3 separate regions of the Mus musculus genome follow, and regions 1 and 3 are each linked to region 2. The links are chromatin loops, found by intact Hi-C in ENCODE. Cell type or tissue: left cerebral cortex. All regions are shown on one strand. Links, peaks and the distances in the headings refer to the core of each region. The heading gives the core; the rest is flanking DNA. Region 1 holds the start of Exph5 (exophilin 5). Region 2 holds the start of Poglut3 (protein O-glucosyltransferase 3). Region 3 has its middle 6.7 kb from the start of Ddx10.

Region 1 (7,083 bases), core at 1,958-4,457, 83 kb after region 2:
CATCTCCCAGAAAGGCCCTTTGAGCTGTTTCTGAAGCTACAGTCTGGGACTCCATAAGTCATGAACTCTGAGTTTTTATTTGGAAAATATAATGATCATATTTTACAAGATAATGAGCGGAAGAGACAGCTGGCTTACATGCTATCCTGGGTCATTTCTGCAGGCCAGTATCATCTACAGAAATGAATGAACATGGTCCATGATCCATGGAGATATGGGGGATTCCACAGTGGGAGCCAGGAAGTAACCAGGAGAAAAGAAGATGCCAGGGTCATTGCTTTGGGAGTTTGGTCCAATCATCTACTTTCTCTAAAGTGATTTTACATGTCAGTGGTGGTGATGTTTTAACTGGATGATTATTTTAGTAGGTTATCAATTATAATTTTTATCTTTGTGCTAGCAATGTGGCTCTTCTGCTAGTGCTTCATTGAGGACATGAACATCGTGAAGTCACAAGAAGTGTTGCAGTCTTCCTAACTAAGCTTTCGCCGGTGGCCATCTATGCATAGACCTATGTCCCCCAGAGTCAAGGATGTGGATGACACAGACTGCAGTAGAGAAAGCACAAGGTGATGGAGCAGGAGGACAACCAGGGGGTAAGAGGAGCACTTGCCGTGCAAGCACAGGAAGACTCGAGTTTATATCTTGACATTGATGGATAGAAAAAGCCAACTATGGCAGGTGCTTATTGCCTCAGAGTTGTGAGGGACAGGGCAGGAGAATTGCCACCAGCCCACATAGCTCAAGGTTCAGTGAGAGACCCTGTTTCAAAGGAATAAGACAGAGCAGGAGGGACATTAGCTGTCTTCTTCTGGCTCCCATGACTGTCCACATGCATACACATGTGCATATACTTCATACACAGGTACCACACACATATAGTATATACACAAAAGTAAAAGTATAAAGAGGTCCTCTATACCCTTTATCTATTTTCCTTCATTTGTCATATTTTACATAAGTCTAATACAGTACCAAAGAAATTCCCTTGAAGGAATTTAAAATAAATCATATCACTAAGACTACAGCTTGTAAAAATATCACATGCTAACAGACTGTGCCACTGGAGCATCTAAGACTATCATTTTTTTAAAATTAACTAATTAATTTTACATCCCAATATCAGCCCTCCTCTCAAAGCTCATCCCCCACTCTCCCCTTCTTCTCTGAGAAGGGGGCACCCCCCACCGCACTCCCACACATCAGTCACTGCAGGACTAGGTACATTCTCTCTCACTAAGGCCAGACAAGGCCAGGATCCACAGGCAGGAAACAAACTCAGGGACAGCTGACTATAATTTTAAAAGGGCCAAGTTGATCCCTAAGTGTGAGCCCACCTCTCTCTCTCTCTCTATTTCCTAATGTTGCCATGCTGTCCCCTCATGTATAATGTCGCCCTTCTCTTTACAGACAAGGAACATCCTACTCTGAGCACTACAGTTTGGGAGTGTGGGGATTGTGTATGCTTTGAAGCTGGCCCTAAGTAGATCTATGTCCTTCTCTGAATGGGGTGACACCCCGTGTGGCCGACGTGCATATGTGTGGGCACTCACGGGTGAGTGTGAACACACTGCTTTCAGAGTGAATGATTGACTTTTTACTGACTGATTGGAAGGGACGGAGCCTGTGTGATGAGATCTCCATTCTCAAACTTTAAACACCATTGCCCCCGCCCTTCCTAGAGAGCCACATAGGAGAAAAAATGAAGAGGGAGCTTTGGGCTCAGTGTCTTCTGTCTCTGCAAAGACTAAGGAGGGTTCCATAATTGGAAGTTTGTCCTTGGAGGCGTTTCTTTTGGGGTGAGGAAGAGGAGGGCGGAGGTGGGAGGGACTGATTGGAATTGGGAACCTGAATGACTTCACCAAGCCAGCTCTCTAAACTCCAGCTTATGCCTACATTGCAGCCTGTGTGCTATCTTGGATTTCCTCCCACACTTCACTGCAGAAGACTTGAATAGGTCTGTGGGTTCGTACTCCAGCAGGGAAAAAAATAATAAGTTAATTTATGCTCCCAAGAATCATTTCTGGACGTAATTTGCTAGTTTCTTATCCCGTCCTCACCTACAACATTGTATTTATTAATAAGGCCATTGGTTGGATCCCGTAGAAACTCCTTCTTACAGCACCACACCACAGCCAACCCCACGTGTCTAAGTCCCATTCACCCACACAGGACCCTCTGGCAAGTTCCTGGATCTCCCTCCTGTTCTGGGCCTCTAGCTTGGAGGGAACAGCTGCCAGGATCCAGTTCTAGGGAGTGCCGTACAATAACTCACGTGCCCTAAAACGGTCCGACCTTATCCCTAGTAGCCTATGACGCACCTGAGCCTCTACTATGCCTGAACCCCTCCCAGCTGAGGTTAGCCCAGGTGTCCTGAACAGGCGGGGACCCACGCACCGAGAAATGCAAAGAACGAGCGACTTTCTCCCTCCTCCCTGCGGAGTCCTGGACTCCCAGCCAAGTCGCTGGGGATGGAGAGCCTGGAGAGAGCACCCGGGAGGCATCTGGAGACCCACTGAAACAACGTCTTCGTTCCCTCTTGCCACTCCAAGCAGCACCTGCATAGGGTCCCAGCAGGTGTCCCTGGGTTCCCTCGGAAACCAACAGGATGCAGGCCCAGCCCAAGAGGAGGAGTTCGCTTCGTACCTGATCCTGTCCTTCTCTGCCCTCCGGAGTTCCTCATTTCTTTCCAGTACCTGGAGGATCTTCCTGGCTTCTTCCTCGTTTAGGAAGCTGAAATCAAACCCCTGAGGAACTTTCGTCATTTTCTCTCCCGTGTGCGAGTTATGTGTACTTAAGCTCCTTGGCGCCTCCTGTTACAAAGCCATTTTTCAAGATAATGAAGACTAGTTTTCCCGAACTTGATCCCATAGCCCATAATAGCTCCGCGCCTTTGAAAAGCTAAAACCACAAACCTCGGGACCAGCCCACACATACAGGGCTCCTTTTGACAACACCTTAATGACATGTTTCTCTCAACCTGTCCAACCGAGATGCAAAGTGAGTGACTAAATGGAGAAAAGGAACCAATCGCATTTGGGGGGCGGGGCGGACTTTGCAGCGTCTCTTCCCACCCCCCACCCCCTTCCCACCCTCTATGTGACTTGTTAAGCAAACAAGCCTACATAATTCTGTCTCTAAGGAAGGCTTGCCCTTGAGTGTTAGCCCCTAAGTATTTGCTTGGCTGTTGCTATTTGCTGGAAGAATTTGAGCTTGTCTAGAAGAAAGACGAAGAAGGAAAAAGATTCACGACTAATCCTGTCTTTCAATGATTGAGAACAGGAGAACTGGTAGGAGCTTGCTAGAGTTAGTAGAAGTGTTATCTTATTTAAAAGACCGGGGAAGCCTAAACTCACTTTATCTCAGGCTTTGGCTCAGAGGGACTCACAGAAGGACTGGCATTAGGCTACCTTTGGAAATTGAATTATTTGCCAAACTTGCCATCACCCCACACACACACACAGTCCCATTGTCTCATAGAAAGTCATTCTCAGACTTTGAAAAGCCCCACTGACAGTATTTTAGAAAGCGAATCACAATCCCGTGCAACCACAGAAAGTGCTTTTCCTAGAAAGCCAATTATTCCATGACATAGTGAAGTCAGGTATTTCCAAGGATGTGCATACATGTGCTTTGTTTTTTTTTGTTTTTTTTTTTTTTAAGATAAATGTCTTTCCAGAAAACTTGTTTCTCTACATAAAAACAATTTGTCCGGTGGACATACATTCCCCCAATACCCTTAATTTAGTCCTTTCTGCTGTGATTTTGATGGTCACTAATATCTACAAGGTATGTCCACAAATACCATCTTTTCATGATAAATAAACCAAACTGGGTTTCACTCCTCTAAAGGAAAAACAGTCAAAACTATAAAGAATGGTTGCTTTTGCTGCTGGTCCCTTGTCTTATCTTTGGTATGTCTGAAGAAACAGCCTTTGAAACAACTTTTTTGTGGGCATCTATTAGCTGCAAGAAGTGGGGATCCACTCTATAACATACAACACAGAACTCCCTCATAGATTGTCTCTATGTTAATGATGGCAGTTTGGAAGTCTGTCATGTACACACTGTTCAGGTATTCTTGCATGTTCCTTTACTAGGTATATGGACTGACCTTCTAATGTCGGTAGTGGTGAGGTTTTGTCCTGTTCTTATCAGTGAGCTGACTGAAACTAACCTATTCTGGAACCTGTTCCATGAAGCTATTGTATACACACCAAACAACACAGTCCTTTCCTCATAATTCAGTAAGGGACTTAGCATGGGTAGAGATGTAATTATTTAATAAAACAAATTCCTTGGGCTTGAAAGCTGCTTTGGAAGTTAAAAGCTCTTGCTATTCTTGCAGAGCCCCTGGCTCTAGTTCCCAGTACCCATGTAGGGCAGCTCATAACCAACTGTAATCCCAGCTTCAGGGGGATGTGATGCCTCTCTTTTCCTCGGGCATCTGTACTCGTGCACATACCCATACATTTATTAAAAATATTGAGAGCATACAAATGCCATGGAGTACACAAAAGAAATTAGTTCTGGCTAAGAGGGTCGGTGAAGAGTGGGCTGAAGCACGAAGAGTAAGATTTGAGCAAGAGTCAGTTCTTGGCAAGGAGAACAGCAGTGGGCTAGATCACAGAAATGCGCCAGTGGAATCTTTTCATATCCTTTCGGTTCCTTTGATCCGTGGCCACAGTGAGCACAAATTTGAAGCTAAAAAGTACAGAGGCATATACAAGGACTTGTAAGTACTTGATCTGCTTGGCTAAAACATATTTTCCTTCTTTCATTTTATCTATCTATCTATCTATCTATTCATCTATCATCTATCTAACTACTTGCCTACCTACTTATTTTAGAGACAAGGTTTTGTGTAGCCCAAGGCGGTCTCAAAATCCTTGAAGCTGAGGTTTGTAGCCGAGCATGCCCCTAAATGTCTGGGGCTCCTGTCTCTGCTTTATGAGTCCTGGGATTGTAGGCATGCACCACCACACTCAGTCTAGAGCATGCATTTTCAATGTGTGTGTGTGTGGGTGTGGGGGGGTATTACTCTTTTTATATCTAAAGCAAAGATGTGCATATAACACATAGGTAGATAAATGTGAATATTAACATTTCAGGAAGGGTGATTAGTTTTGAAAAGACTTCGTGGAGGAACAGTATGGAGAGGTTTAGGAGCATTGGATTACATACAGAGCACAAGAAGAATAAAAACGGCTGAGCTTTGTTGTGAATGTTGTCCTAAGGAATCTATTTTTCACTCTATGGACAGCGAGGAGCCACCTTGGGTTTTGAGGAAGACGATGACATAGTTGGAACTGAAGTTTCGGAAGATGACTTTGATGGCCAGAGACAAGGAAGCATGGACAGAGGATGAAAGGCGTATACGGTCTGAAGTACACGCTACTCATCCACAGCACAGTATCCAGCAAGGACGGATACCTTGAAGAAGCGATAGAGAAGTCGTGTACTTAAAGCTGGTTGCAAAAGCCTCAAGACTAAATAGTATGGACACAGCAAAGGGTGCACCGTGAGTAAGACTGGGCTTGAGGCTTCAATGACCAACCCCATTATTAGCACCGAGTCATGCTTCATTCTTCATTATGGCACTACAGGGAATACTATTGGGAAACTTTTATCCTGATATTTTACATTGAGAACTTTTGGGGGGCTACCGTGCAAACTACACAGGTTGCCTAGAATGTTTTCACTGGGATGAGGACCACAGCGCTCTAAAGTAAAACTATTTCTTATTCAGCCAGCTGTATGCAATCTTAGCATCTGGTAACCCTTGGCAACCTCCTGCCCAGCCTTTCAGCTAAACAGATACTCATCAGTATGAATTTTAATATTAACAGTTGCAAAGAAAAAAAAACAAGCTTCAGGAACCTCCCATGGTCTACCTTCTCCAGGTTGTTGGCCAAATCCCAGCAGGAGGATTCTTGATAATCACTTAGCCGAGAGAAAGGCAGATCCAATCACTTAATTGAATGTCATGGAAATGCCATGGAAAGCCACTGATGACCCTGGTGGGCCATTGAGAAGCAACTCTGTGGGTCAGGGATAGCTTTCTCACAATTATATCTTTCTTACCTACTTTGACTTTTTCCCCTGGACAATCTCTTTCAACAGCAGATTATGGGGTGTGCTTGGTGGCAGCTCTCAGTTTAACAAGCAAATACATGTCAGCTTGAAAATAAGATGTTGGGGACAGGCCTTTATTAGTAATAAAGAGGTGTAAGGCTCAGAGAAGAGTTTGTACAGTCGTTCATGTCAGGTTTTGCTGTTCTGTTTGGTAGTTGATTTTACAATCCTAGATAGAAAGTTCTATTTTAGTCCCACCTGAGGCTCAGTCCTACACCCAGAAGTATGGAATAACATTCCATGAAAAATATTCAAAACCGTCTAAAACCTTTGCTCTGGTTTTGACTTATAAAATGAAGATCACAGCAGAACCAGTCATACAGGATTTCTGTAAAAAGCAAATGGCAACACAAATAAAGCAACAAGCAGAGATACCACACAGCTTATGTTTAAGGAATGGCTTCTATGAATAATGTTCTTTGGACACAGAGAAACATACAATGTAAAGAACATGATTTTCTTGACTGTGAAAGCAACCCTTATTTGTTGAGCTGAGAAGAATTTGAAACCATAACTCAGGAACTGTGTAGACATGTTAGTTTTCTTGCAGCTGTAACAAAATGCCTGAGAAAAGCAACTTAGGAAGGAAGTATTCCCTTTGACTCAGAGTGTGAGGTCTATCAAAACATGAAAGATGTGCTACTAAAAGTGTCCCTAGCTGTTGGCTGTCAGAGCCTGGTCACACTGCATCCATTGTTAGGAAGCTCGCATGCTGGTGCTCTGCTCCCTTTCTCTGTGTTCTTCAGCCCGGGACTTTGTGTCACAGGATGGTGCTGCTCACATGTATAGTGGATCTTCTCTCAGGTAGACCCTCTAGAAAGGCCCTCACAGACTCACCCAGGTGTTTGTTTCTGCTGTGGTGCTAAACCTGCACAAGATGATAATCAAGGTTAACTGTCACGGATGGAGATGAAACTCTTGGGTTTGCTATTATTGGTGACGTTTAAT
Region 2 (7,083 bases), core at 1,631-4,130:
GATGGCCCATCAGTTAAAAGCACTAGCTATTCCTCCAGAAGACCCAGGTTCCAGTCCCAGCACCCACATATTTATTTTAAGTGCTTCGTTGCCTGGGCCACTGATAGCATAAAATCGAAGTGAGAGTCAGTGGAAAATAACCCTGATTGGGTCTGGCAGAGAAATAAGTAAGTGTAAGTGAGCTTTATAAGGAAGAAAAGGAGAAGCGTGAAATTCTAAATTGCTCAAAGCGGAAGGAATATGAATTCCCATTTGCCCTGATGGCCTTTACAATGGAACGGAATCAAAGATCACCCTACAGTTTCCTCTCCATAAATTCAAATTTATGAAAAAGTGACCAATGAGAAGGTAGTGACACAAAAGGAGCCTGGTAGTGTCACACCTTACTTCAAAGATTCTGAACACTTAGTTTTCAAAACAACCAAAAGCATAAAAAAATTTACTTAGTGCCTACTATGGGCTATATGTGTTCATAGCTATCTATATCCATCTATCTATCTATCCATCTATATACTTTCTAGATCATGCTCTTATTACATAGTCAAGGCTAGCCTAGAACTCACAATCCTTCTGTTCCAAATGCTTGGATTATAGGCCTGCACCATCATACCCAGCTCTCATAAGCATTTTCTATCTGTTTCTTGTAAGACCTGTTAGGTAATTATTGATCTACCCCACTGTACAGATCAAGAAACCTAGCTCCAAAAAGTAGCTGAGGGTCATATTTAAAAAAAAAAAAAAAAACCACCAAAAAACCCAGCAGTCAGTAGGCAATCATAGCTTTGCATTTTAAATAGAATATAATTTTAAATGGAAGAGAATCTCTGGCAATGGGAACCTCGCCTGCCATGACTGAAGGGGCTCTGACCAGTAAGCATGGCTCTGGCAGACCTTGGTTTTCTCTCCCATTGCCTCTGCTTTGCTTAAAAAAAAAAAAAAAAAAAAAAAAGTTGGATTACTTTCCTAAAGCTACGCACCAAGGTCTATCCCCTCAAATGGCCACTTCTTCCTCCTCCTGAAGCTGACTACCAAGGTCCAGCTATCAAAGTATTGAAGTCCAACAATCAAAAGTCCCCTTTGGCTCACCTAATTAATCTGCCCAATTAAAATTAAACACCTCATCCTAACACAAGGTTTTCCCTTGTACCTTTATATTTTTGGTTGTGAGCCTAGCCTGTAACAGCTGAGCCATCTCTCTAGCCCCTCTTATACCTAACTGCCATTTGCCTCCGAGCCATGTCTGTCCCCTCTCTATCCAGAGACAGTCCTGTGTTCCACTCCAGGACAAACACCCTGTCCCCTCTCGTTTGTTCCCTTCCCCTTCTTCCTCAACCCCCATCTCCTGTCTGTCACTTATTCCCTGCCCTCTGTACCTATGTGCTGAGAACTTGGTCTTGGGGGTCCTGAGTCGATACTTTTCCTTTCAATGACCATTTAGTAAGTTTATCAATGCTCACGGCAGCTAGAGGGAAAGCACTGATCTTACATTACCAAATGGAGCATCCCATAAGACCAAAGAGTTACACCCTAGGACTACATAATCATCCAAACAGGTCTGACTTCCTGCCACGGACACACCAGGATCCACTCACGCACTGCAATTTCTAAAAGATATGTTTTTCTCATTATAAAAACATTATGATGTATTGGGGCTAGAGAGCTGGCTCGGTGGTGGTTAGGAGTGCTTTCTATTCTTCCAGCGGACTCATGTTCTCAGCAACTATATTAGGTGGCTCACAAGTGTCTAGAACTATGGTTACAGCAGATCCAGTGCTCTCTTCTGGTCTCTATAGGCACCAGCTCACAAGTGGCATATACAAACACACACATATCCGAATAATCTTTGCAGAACATTTTATTTGGGGAAAAAGATTTTTAAAATGGGGGGGGGGGATCCTTACTCTCCTGCTGTAACCACATGAGTGCTTATCTGGGTTCATTTATTTATTACAGAACTGCAGATACACCATAACACGGTTTGAATCTGAACCATGTTCCACAGACTCCTGTTCTCAACACTTGATCCTCGCGCTCTCTGCTTTTGCGCGGCTGCAAGCCAGTCTAGAAACCCCTCTCAGCCTCCAAACCCGCACTCCTGAAGCTTCCCAGACTCCCTTGGACCTATTGGCAGTTCTTTAATGTTTACACCAGGCTGCAGAAATCCAATTGCAGCAACTGTGCTTTGCCCTGATAGGCAGGTTGCTTATTATCTATTTTCTCAGCAGAGTCTTAAGTTTTCGATAGGCAGACATTGCCATCCTCTTTTTTACTCCAGGATTACCATATACACGTGACTTCTAAGTACGTGAAATTCCCGTTTGCTCGGTGGAGGACGCCAAGGAGTTCTCTGCCTCTTTGCAGGCAAAACAGGACGCCAGATGGGAGCAGCCTTACATTTAGACACAAATTAGCAAATCCTGACTGGCAACAAGTTGAAACCAGCTGGACAAGTCCAGAGAAGCAATCAGATGTGGGAGGAGGGCCCTGCTGAGATTCAAGACAAGCGCCTCCCTTCTCCGGTTCTAGGAAGTTTCCCTGCTTCGCGTGGTCTGCACTGCGGGCCTAAGAAGAGTGGGCTGCTGAGGGAGGGAGGAAGGCGCGCCCTGCAGGCCAGGAAGGGCCATCTGCATCACGTGATGGCACCACTGCGCTCCGTGGGACCCCACAGGCGCCGTTTACTCTACTTACCCTTACATCTGTCACCGGGCGGGACCTGTGGCCCAGCCTTTGGAGTTAGTCACCCAACGGTCCTGAGTGGCACCTCCCGCCCCCGTGGGTGTCAGGGAGGAGGGAAGGGACGCCGATGGGAGGGGAGAGAAGACGACACCCGCAGTGGGGAGATGGCCACGTGTGGGGACAGGGACGCGCGGGGACGGCAACGGGCGCTGACCTGGCGGCGAGCTAGTGAAGTTCCGGCCGTCCGAGTCCACCGACTGCAGGAAGAAGTAGCGCACGGGCAGGACGGCGGCGGCCTGCAACCCAGGGCCCCACGCCAGGCTCCGCGGTGCGCTCACGCGCGCCCCGGCCCCCGCCGCCACCAGCAGGGCGAGCTGCAGCCCCAGCGGCAGGGCCTGCATGGTCGCCGGCTCTCAGCTCCGCTGGCCAGGGAGGAGCTGGAGCGCCGGGCCGAGGGGACACCCGAGGGCGGGCCTCTGGCTAGAGCCGCCCCGGGCGGGCCGGGCGCGCGCCCGGACCCCGACTGGCTCGTGTACCGCGCCCAGGCCTTACGCTCCTAGTCATCCCTACACTAGTTGCCTGAGTTTGCCAGTCTGGAGAAAGGCAGGGTGTGCTTGTTTTAAAATTGTTACCTCTTTTCTTTTTCTTCTTCTTGTTCTTCCTTTTCTTGTTCTTCCTTCTTTTCTTCTTCTTCTTCTTCTTCTTCTTCTTCTTCTTCTTCTTCTTCTTCTTCTTCTTCTCCTTCTCCTTCTCCTTCTCCTTCTCCTTCTCCTTCTCCTTCTCCTTCTCCTTCTCCTTCTCCTTCTCCTTCTCCTTCTCCTTCTCCTTCTCCTTCTCCTTCTCCTTCTCCTTCTCCTTCTCCTTCTCCTCCTCCTCCTCCTCCTCCTCCTCCTCCTCCTCCTCCTCCCCCTTTTCTTCTTCTATATTTTATTGTTTCTCCTTTTGAGAAGGAAGTCTCCCTCTGTATCTCAGGCTGGTTTTGAACTGATGACAATCCTTCCACCCCAGCCTCCTCCAGTAGAGGGAAATTAAAGGTGTGTAAGCCAAGCCACCTTGCCTTGTGGAGAAAACTGGTTGAGTTGGGGTTTTCCCTATGTATCTCCTACTGCCTTGGAACTCTCTATATATGTATATAGACTGGCTGATCTTTAACTCACTGTCATCCACCTGCCTCTGTGTCCCAGGTATTGGGATCAAAGGTGTGCACTACACCCAGACAGAAAAGGGTTGGAAACATGGCTTATTATAAATGCACATCAGGGTTTGGTTTCCAGTGCCACAGTGGAACAAGAGGAATAGCTTCCCTGTGAGGAATTCCCCTAGTCTTTGTTCACACACCGGCCCACCTGTTCCGTATATTTGTGATTGGCAGCCTACTACCCTGAAGTCCCTTATCTTTCGGTGTTTCCTGTGTAGGGCACTTGGGCAGCAGAAGGCAGGGTCTGGGCAAGCGTCTCAGTAGAGTTGGGCACCTATCCTTCCCTGCCCACTATGCCCTGGGCACCCCACTCCTGAGCATCAAGAGCCGGGAAGAACAGCCCCACAGCCCCCGTTTGTTCACTCTTGCTAATTATTTTTTCTTTTTATCTGAGTTTTAGGAACTAATTATTCTTCCCAGGATGAGAAATCTGGAAGAATTCATCCTGCAGAATGGGCAGAGATCTTCCTGGTAGATCTCAACCCAGAGCTTATCAGAACCAGGCCCCAGGCTTTAATTGGGCTCCTGAGCATTTTGAGCTCCGGCCCAGGTCACCAACCCAATTACCAATCATAGGCGAGTATAGAGGCCAGCAGGAAGAAATCGGCAGATGCCCATATGCACTCTACAGCGCTGGGGTCTCAGGTTAGCCCCTGGACGTTATAGACAGCGCTCTTTAGACGCATCATTAGGAACTGGGAATAAGTCACTTGTAAATTGCAGGGCAGCAGTGTAGTGTAACTTAGTGTGATTTCCAATGGCTTGTTTCCTGGGGTCGTTTGCATGCTTTGATGGAACGCCTACTCTGCTCTGCTCCAGCTAGCATTTATACATAAATAAATACCACCACACACAATAAATACCCACACACAAAACCTGTGTAAACACATTTTATCTACACCCTGCCAAAATTGAACTTAAATTTCCTTTTCCCAGAGAAGTGAGTCGGGGGTTATCTGGCTCTAGGTGATAGTGCCTAAGAAATTATATAACACTTGAAATAGAAGCCGGGCGTGGTGGCGCACGCCTTTAATCCCAGCAGATTTCTGAGTTCGAGGCCAGCCTGGTCTACAAAGTGAGCTCCAGGACAGCCAGGGCTATACAGAGAAACCCTGTCTCGAAAAACCAAAAAAAAAAAAAAAAAAAAAAAAAGAAAAAAAAAAAGAAATTATATAACACTTGAAATAACACCTATTGGGCAGGGGGGGGGGGGAGTCAAGCAACTGACTCCTAAGACTGCAACCAGACAAGCAATGGACAGTAACTAGAAGGATCATTAAGTGATTGTCTTAAACTACAAAGAACAGTCTGTGGTGCTCCTGAATGAGCTGGCCCCCAATTCAAGCCAGCTGCCTCCTCTTTGCTAAACCTGAGAACATCCAGGAAGTGATGTCAGTCTAGGCACCCTGATGTCTCCAAGCTGGTTGGCTACTTTGGGTGTACATGAAAGAGAAGCAAGCCACTCTTTTTGTTTTGAATTGCAAGACATCCATTTGACAAACCCCTCCCAATAGTTGCCAGAAAGACCAGGTACGTACCCCCCCCCCACACCCCCAGTATCTTCGTAATTTTCCTGGGAAAATTCATACTTTAAAAAAAAATCATCTTTTAAAGGGCTGGAGAGATGGTTTAGTAGTTAAGACTGCTGGATGGGCCGGGCGTGGTGGCGCATGCCTTTAATCCCAGCACTTGGGAGGCAGAGGCAGGCGAATTTCTGAATTCGAGGCCAGCCTGGTCTACAGAGTGAGTTCCAGGACAGCCAGGGCTACACAGAGAAAGCCTGCCTTGAGAAACCACACACACACACACACACACACACACACACACACACATGAGTGCTGGCTGCTCTTGCAGAGGACCCAGGTTTCATTGCCAGCAATCCCATACGATGGTTAGCAGCCATCTGTACCTCCAGTTCTTCAAGATCTGATGCCCTCTTCTGGCCTCTATGGACACCTGGCATGCACGTGCTGCACAAACAGGCAAAGCACAAAACAGCAAAAAATAATCTGAGGATAGTAAATAAAAGCAACCCTAAAAGTATTTTGGGGTTGAGGCTGTGGCTTAGTGGTGGAGCTGCCTAGCATGTGGGTTCCGTCTTCAGAAGCACAAACCCAGAAAAAAACCAACAAAGGATGCAGTGCATCTGTTTAAGTTCTTTATTTCCACAAAAGTGTTATTTTAAAATTTCACAGTCTATTCCATATTCCATACTTTGGGAACAGATCTGAGGGAAAACATAAAAGGAGTACTTGACAGTTTTGACCAAGTGCTTATTGTGGCTTACTGTTTCAGGATAGAATTATCAGTCACAAAGAGCCTTTAAGGAGCCTTTACAAACTTACAAAGTAAAATATTTACATATTTATACTGTACATCTAGATAGATATTCTACAGCTACTATACAGTGAACTCCAAGCAACGAGGCCTGTTTGAACATAACAGCATTCAATACGGGAACTTGTTTTTACAGAGATATGAATTTCCATTTTAATCTCATCTTTTCCACAACCTCAGAAGGCTTCTTTTAGCACCCTCATGACTCATCTTTATTTCCTGTACAAAATATTTTCTCTTTTGAGCTTATCCTTAACCAAATTCATGTTAGTAGCAACTAGAGTTTTGTTAAGATCATTGTATTCATGATGTAAGAGTAAACTATTTAGAAGTTAGTATCTACAGAGTAAAATAATCTCATTAAACTCAATTTTAAACAAAGTTATATAGTTGTGTTATCCTAATATTTAAGCAAGCTAATAATTTTCTAGGCACTTATTAGTGTTGATTAGTTAGTGTTTTACTCCATTTACAAGAAAGTTTAATAATGATTATATATTTTAGAAAAAGAATAATATAAAATGACTATCATTGAAGTTACCACAGCTATGCCCAAAATGTGCATCAAAAAACAGCAGTTTATATATTACATACAACACAAAGAAATTCTTGAAGTTCTCTATACTTCTTCAACGAAGTGCTTCATAAGACTATAAAACAATAGAGATGCTATTTTATTTTTGTGAAATTACTGTTTTCCCAATCCCTCAGTCTGACAAGCAGGTAGTCCTTACACATAGTGCAGACAAGCAATGACTGAAGGGAAGCCTTCGATATGGATGGAAGATCCCAGCACAGAGAGCCTGAGCCCCCAACGTATATGTCCTTTCTTACTCTGACTTCCCTCACTCAGAGCCTCTCCCTGTTGAAAA
Region 3 (7,083 bases), core at 2,539-5,038, 130 kb after region 2:
ATTGTACACTTTACTCAGTTGACTTCTCTTAACCCTAAGAGTGTAAACTGTCTTATGCTCTGAATAAAGTTGGCTATTGCATGAGACTTTAGTTGCCTTTCTTTAGATCCTGCTTTCCCAGGGACACGCTGTTTTTAGAGAGGTAAAAGCATGCCTTCAGACCACTTGGAGCTTTACAGGGCCCAAGTGTAAGGATGCAGTGGTGGATAGAATAGAGCAGCTGTAGGGCAGCAGTTCTGTCTCCCGACTCTGACTGGAGCCCTGCAGAGACAGTGGGCAGGGTTTCACACTAGGAAATAAATAGCCTCAAAGGCTATTTATTCCATGCATATCCTGCCCCCCACCCTCTTCCCCCGCCTAGGGAGAGGGGTAAGGGAAAAGGGGTGTGGATTCAGGGAGCCTGGCTGCTGACTCGCTGTAAACCTCCTTCCCATCCTCAAAAGATAAAAAGAACAGACCCTGGTCCTGCCACTTCCATTGTCTTCAGAGAACTGACATGCACTCCCTATTCCTAGTGTTGGGGGTCTCAGCTCTCCTTGGGAGCCCTGCCACACTGTTTCAGCTTTACCTCTCAGTCTACAGCATTAACAACTCTTACAACAAACTCAATCCTGGAGTATCAGTGTCAGCGTCCTCTTGAACCCTCTCCCATCCCATTCAAAACCCCACAGTAAGGACTTTCCCTTTTATGCTGTGTAGAACAATGAACCTTAGAGAATTTTGAGGAGAGGGGTGAACTAATATAGCTTGGACTTTAACTAGATCACTTTAACTCTTGAGTGGATAATAGGCTGGAGAACAAAGACAGATATTAAAGAAAGGTAAGAGAAAGAGATAAAAGAGAAGAGATCTGGGGTGGTGGTAGGATAGGTGGTAAAAAGTGGCTGTGTTAGCAATCAGGCATTTCCTCTGGCCTGCCCTCAGGGACTTACAGGCAGCTTTAAGCTATGTCTGGGTGCAATACATGCAGCTGTCTCCCGTGCATAGATAGATAGATAGATAGATAGATAGATAGATAGATAGATAGATAGATAGACAGACAGGATATATCATATATATGATCATATAGATAGATCATATATAGATTCTCTCTATATTTATAGATCTCATATATTTGTTCAAAATCACCCCGGGTATGTGCAGATCACTTAAAACTCTCCCAGATGATTATTACAAGACTTTTCACTAAGGATGCTTTACTGAGCATGCTCACAAAGATCTTCTGCACAGTACGGATGGCCAAGCTACAGTTGGTGGCAGGGTTATATAACTCCTAATTCACTATGCATATGCAAATAGTTTTAATATACCTGCCTCATACTTTTGAAAAGGAGAGGGGGAATGGCAGGGAAATAGCAGCCCATTAGGGGAACCTGTGCTTTAATTATATTATTCTCTTATAAAAAGAAAAAGCAAAGAGAAATATCCACTAAAAACAGGAAATTTTGAGATGGAGGAAAGTGCATAATTGCTGGGCTGTGGGGAGGCGGCCTAAAACAGATGGTGTTTGATGCACTAATTTAGGACTGTCCTAGGATATAATTATGTTCAGTTCGGCTTAGCAACCCATGTCAAATTAAACTAAGGAGAGGTAGTCTTTGGCATTGTAAATATAATTTTAAGATCTAGGGCTTTATTATCTTCTACATTAAGTAATACGACGATGATTTGTATTTTCATTTCACTGTGGGATTTTGATAGAGGACAGAGTTAGTTCATTCAAACCCAACCTCTAAAATAAAAATTGACATTTTGTTATTTGAAACAATGTCACTAGACTTACTATAATAGTCACTGGAGCAATTTGAGGAGAGACCGGTATGTCCCATTTTTGCCCAGGACAGACCTAATTTATATATTAGGTAAGTTATTAATAATTCTTTCTTTGTTAAAAGTATGTCAGTTTGCCCATCACATGCCTATGTCCAAAATCTTGTTGACAGTGAATGAATAATGGGGGCTGGAGAGAAGGCTCAGTGGCTACGCATGTCCCGAGGGTGGAACTCAGGCGTGGGCTGCTCAGCGGGCATCTTCATGGCTGGCCCTGGACCAACTGGTGATGAGGGTAAATAGTCTTACATGAGAACAGTATTTTGTGTTGATGGTTGGTTTTCTATGCAGTTTCAAAGGTTTGCTTATACCATTTCTATAATCATTTGATAGGATTACTTACCACTAATCATGACAAGGTTGTCTGTGATCGCAATCTCTATTCCAAACTACTGTAAGTTATCTGAAAAATTTACCTGCGTTTATTTTTTAGGGGGGGGGGAGGGTAGGGTAGATGTGGTCACTGTTGTAAATGTCCAAAAGGAGGAAATTTTTATGTAATTTATGGCTTTAGAAGTTTCCTCCAAAGCGTCTGCTCTGGCCTGATATGAGGCAGACTGTCATGGTGGTGGGACCTACACAGCGGAGGCTGCTTACATCAGAGAGGCTGTGGAGCAGAGGGAAGGAAGGGGCAGAGACAAGATGGCTCCAAACTTTCCCCTTCCTGCCCTGAGTTACAGACTTCTTCCAGCTAGGTCTACGTTTTTCCACAACCCCACAGTTTAATAATATTATTAAATAATTTTAATTAAGTAAGTAATACTATTACTTGCTGTGGGCCAAGCCTTCAACGTGTGAAACTGTGGGACATTTCAAATTCAACTTGTAACAATGGAACAATGGCTCTAAACATTTGTTTGTGGATGTTTGTGCAGACATAAGCTTTCAAACCTGTTGGGTACAGTGTGGTGGCTGTATGTTTAGAGAATATGTAGGTTTATAAGAACCCGTCTTCTAAAACAGCTGTAACACTTTGTAGTATCTCAGGAGTGAATGAAGCCTATCATTCATTGTCCATCTCAGCCTTTGGTGCCATTAGCACCTTTAATGCATCCTTTGCCTCATCATAGCCTACAGCAGTCTCCAGCACTTTATCAAAAAGACATTTAAGAGTTTCTATTGAAGACAGACCCAGCAGTGTGGGCCTTCATTTATCAGGTTGTTGATCCTCTTGAATATCATTCATCCTTCTTATATTGGAGGATTTTTGTTTTGTTTGCTTATTTATTTACTTATTTTTGAGACAGTGTCTTATGTTTTCTAGGCTAGTCTCAATCTTGTTATGAAGCCAAGGATGGCCTTGAACTTTTCATTCTCTTGCCTTTCTACCTTCCCATGCTGTAATTACAGGCACGAACTACCACAACCAGTTTTATGTACTGCTGGGGACTGAACCCAGAGCCCCACAAAAGCTAGGCAAGCTCTCTGTGGACTGAGCTCTATCACCTCTCAGATTAGCTTCATCCCCTGGAAAATAGGTTGGGAGATGCTTAGAGACAGTGTATGTAACAAACCCAGCTCTGTATGGCATTTCCTAACTGCTGTTAAGAAAAACAGTATGGGGCTGGTGAGATGGCTCAGTGGGTAAGAGCACCCGACTGCTCTTCCGAAGGTCCAGAGTTCAAATCCCAGCAGCCACATGGTGGTTCACAACCATCCTTAACGAGATCTGACTCCCTCTTCTGGAGTGGCTGAAGACAGCTACAATGTACTTACATATAATAAATAAATAAATCTTAAAAAAAAAAAAAGAAAAACAGTATGTGGGAAAAAAAGCAACTCAGAACTATTCTAGACAATTTGAAGAGTACTAACTGCAAACATCTCAAAGGCTCAATGATGTAGAAGAACAGGCCAACTCACCAACAAAGTACTTGGTGGCTATAAAAATGCATGGCAAACTGAATCTAAGCCCCAGGGGAAAGTGGCACTTAATCTTCTGCTGCCACCTGCTGGCCAGAAGTGAACTAAATAATGAGCAGTCCTAAGTTTTCATGTAGTGGCTAGTGCTAGAAGTTGAACGTGATTAGGGAACGAGTTTTCAAGCATTTTTAGAATATTAGAACTCTTAGGTGTGGAGACATGAGGAGGAAAAGTCGAGAAGACACGAGAAAGGAAGAATGCCCCTCCCCTGGAATCTAGTTTACTTTTCCTGCTGAGAGTAAAGAAATGTCAATTTAGAGCCGGGCGTGGTGGCACACACCTTTAATCCCAGCATTTGGGAGGCAGAGGCAGGCAGATTTCTGAGTTCGAGGCCAGCCTGGTCTACAGAGTTAGTTCCAGGACAGCCAGGACTATACAGAGAAACCCTGTCTCGAAAACCAAAACCAAACCAAACCAAACCAAACCAACCAACCAAACAAACAAAAAGACCCGTCAACTTAATACATACAGAGATAATATGTGTTTTCCTAAAGATGTCTCTAACAAGGGTGTTAAATACAACAATTAACCATGTTTATTAGCCCTCCTTTTTCCTCTCTAAGTTTAAACCTCATAAGACCACCTTACAATTTCATTGACACAAGAAAAAAATAATAATATAAAATGTAAGCATGAGGCCTGGAGAGATGGTTCGTCAGATAACAGCACTCCCTGCTCTTTCAGAGGACCCAGGTTCAGTTCCCAGTCAGTACCCCCCACAGTGATTAACAACTGTCTGTAACTCCAGTTCTGGGTGGTCAGACATCCTGTATTGTCTTCTTCAGGCACGATGTGCATGTGGTTTATATACATACAGTCAGGCAAAACACCCATAGACACAAAATAAAAAGTTAAATAAATAACATACCAACTCATATATTTTTATTTAACTTTAATCATTCTAAAATTTTAAGTTTTTCTTAATCTTTAACCTTGTAAATTCCCCTTTAATCTTTGATGACTATAACTCAGAAAGCTACGGGATCATATATATATATATATATATATATATATATATATATATATATATATGTATTCATATATGTATATGTGTGTGTTTAAGACACTCAAGGACATCTGGCTCTCAGTAAATCTGTACCAATGTCTTTGGTTAGTATACTATTCATCTCCTACATGGCTCTATCTAAACTCACTAACTTGATAAACTCACTAACTTGGCTTCACTCTGGCTAAGTCCAGAATCTCACTGAGAAAAAAATCCTGAAGAAGTTTTTGAGGGAAGTCGAGGATCTGGCATTATCTGAGTGTCTCTAAGTGGGAGGAAATCCTTAGGCTGCTAGGAGTTTGCTATTGTCACCTGCTGCTGCTGATACCCACATAAGTTTTTATATAACACTAGTAAGTGGAGATACCTTTGCTAAGAATATCAATATTATTTATAGATCATATGAATTAAAATCATGTGGATCATATGGATATGTCTTTTCATATGTTAATATTCCAGAGGCTTGTCAATGTTAGTGACAGTAAACATGAACTGATATGAATTATTTTCTTAATTATAATTGGATTCACGATTAGGATCTGTTTGAATTTCTTTTAGACAATCTGTTCACTAAACACATAATCCCCTAGACACAACTAAATGGGAAGAGGAAATAGGATGCATGCATTGATTTTCCCTGAGTGCCTCTGGCTTTCTCTGAGCTCATGGAAAGGTCTTACTGTGCAGGTTCCTTTAAAAAACACTTTTCCTTAATACAAAAAAATTTAATTCAACAAAAGTTGCTGGACTACCTGGACTACATCCTGTAAACCAAGCTAATCAATCCCCTTTAAAATATATATGCATATACGTTTATTCTATCAGTTCCGCTCTTTTCCAGAATCTTGATTAATATAATAAGTTCTAATAGATGTTTTTCTTTTTCTTTTCTTTTAAAATTTTGTTTGTTTCCAAATGGGGTTTTTCTGTGTAGTTCTGCCTGTCTTGGAACTAGCTTTGTAGACCAAGCTGGCCTCAAACTCAGATATCCTCCTGCCTTTGCCTCCTGAGTGCTGGGATTAAAGGCATGTGATATTACCACCCAGCTTAAAAGATATTTTTCAAAGTGAATATATGGAGTTCTGAGAAGAAAAGGGTTTTATTTAGAGAGTGGTTAAACTTTTAACATCATTACCATTTGTTAAACATTATGTATTGCTTAATTATCTTAAATAAGTATTATTAGACTTGTGGATTTCTTTCTTTCTTTCTTTTTTTATGTTTTAGAGCTTTATTGTAGAAAGGCAGGGGGAAAGGGATAAGGTAGAAAGAGGGAGAGAGGCCGGCCATAGCCACGTGGAGAGAGGGGAAAGAGAGAGAGGGAAGGAGGGCTAAAGAGTAAGAAAGGTGAGAGCTTAAAGAGCAGATTGTGGATTTCTAAAACCCAACTCAAGTCAGGTGTCATAAGACAGGTAGGAGATACAGGCAGGAGGATGAAGAGTTCAAAGCCAGCCTGGATTACTTGAGAACCTGTTTCAAGAAACAAAGTCCAAACAAACAACATGTAATGCCTTCTTCTCCATAGGGGACACACTGTACATCCTTAGGAACGTCCAAAGCCATGGGTAATTCCAAACTGTGTAGACATCACCAGGTACGTGGGCCACAAGTCTGCCTTCAGAGTTTCCTTGTATTAAAAAAAAATCAAGAGATAGAAATTGATAAAGTGAAATAGATTTCTTTGCAGTTTGGTTCAACCAAGGAGACACAGGCTTCTAGCTTCTCTCTCTTTTCCTATGACAGTGTTATAATTTTACAGAACAAAAATGAAATAAGGAGAAAATTTGTGTTCTTGTCCTCTGTCTGTGAGGTAAGCTGTCAGGGCTCAGCTGCTTGAGATTGGTCCTCCTTTGGCCTCTCTCTCAGCACGTGAGAGCCACCAAGTTTTATGATCCATGCTACACTACTTCATATATAGCATGCTTACCCTATACACTCAGACCTCTGATTCAGTGTAACACATAGATTAGACACAGTAATTACTAATCAAACAGAACAGTTATAACAATGTACTGAAATAAAGTTCCATGGTTCTACTATATGGGAGAATCAAGACAAATATTAATTATTTTTGGACTGCAGTTGACTGTTGGTTAAAAAAAATCACAGAAAACAAAATGATGGGTGGAGGGGGCCCTTGTATTTATGTGAACATAGATGTTATTCTGCAGATTTTTTTTGAGGGGTGGACTAAGATTCTTAAACCTGATACCTTAGTTTTTCCTATATGTTTTTTCAAGTGTTTTCTTGTTTTGCTTTTTGAGACAAGGTCTTGAATAGCTTTAGCTGATCTTGCCCTTGGCATGTATCCAAGGATAATCTTA

What was found. A loop is a pair of places that touch in the nucleus more often than their neighbours do. Peaks named below come from ENCODE experiments on the same cell type or tissue, not always from the same donor. Only the 100,000 strongest peaks of a DNase experiment are listed, where the experiment ranks them.
Region 1: it touches region 2 in a loop (3-fold over the local background); 2 of 42 quality-filtered maps call a loop at or near these places.
Region 3: a loop joins it to region 2, with 4 times the contacts of the local background. A loop is called at or near these places in 40 of 42 quality-filtered maps.

Annotation. Positions count from the first base shown.
Region 1 is chr9:53,297,415-53,304,497 of GRCm38, reverse strand. Exph5 (exophilin 5) reads right to left here and starts at 2,828. Exons shown (of 6, transcript NM_176846.3): 1 at 2,647-2,828. The coding sequence starts at 2,765. In left cerebral cortex, for the core only: no CTCF peak of the experiment used is centred there; DNase peaks (open chromatin) are centred at 2,224 and 3,024; H3K4me3 peaks cover 1,348 bases; H3K27ac peaks cover 1,031 bases.
Region 2 is chr9:53,380,094-53,387,176 of GRCm38, reverse strand. It overlaps Poglut3 (protein O-glucosyltransferase 3), which reads right to left and starts at 3,154. Exons shown (of 8, transcript NM_212445.2): 1 at 2,891-3,154. The coding sequence starts at 3,077. It overlaps Exph5 (exophilin 5), which reads right to left. Exons shown (of 6, transcript NM_176846.3): 6 at 6,019-7,083. In left cerebral cortex, for the core only: a CTCF peak has its summit at 2,572; a DNase peak (open chromatin) is centred at 2,419; H3K4me3 peaks cover 1,404 bases; H3K27ac peaks cover 1,400 bases.
Region 3 is chr9:53,251,254-53,258,336 of GRCm38, reverse strand. No RefSeq gene overlaps it. Among named protein-coding and RNA genes, the nearest start is that of Ddx10, 6.7 kb to the right of the region's middle. In left cerebral cortex, for the core only: a CTCF peak has its summit at 3,780 (motif pointing left); a DNase peak (open chromatin) is centred at 3,770.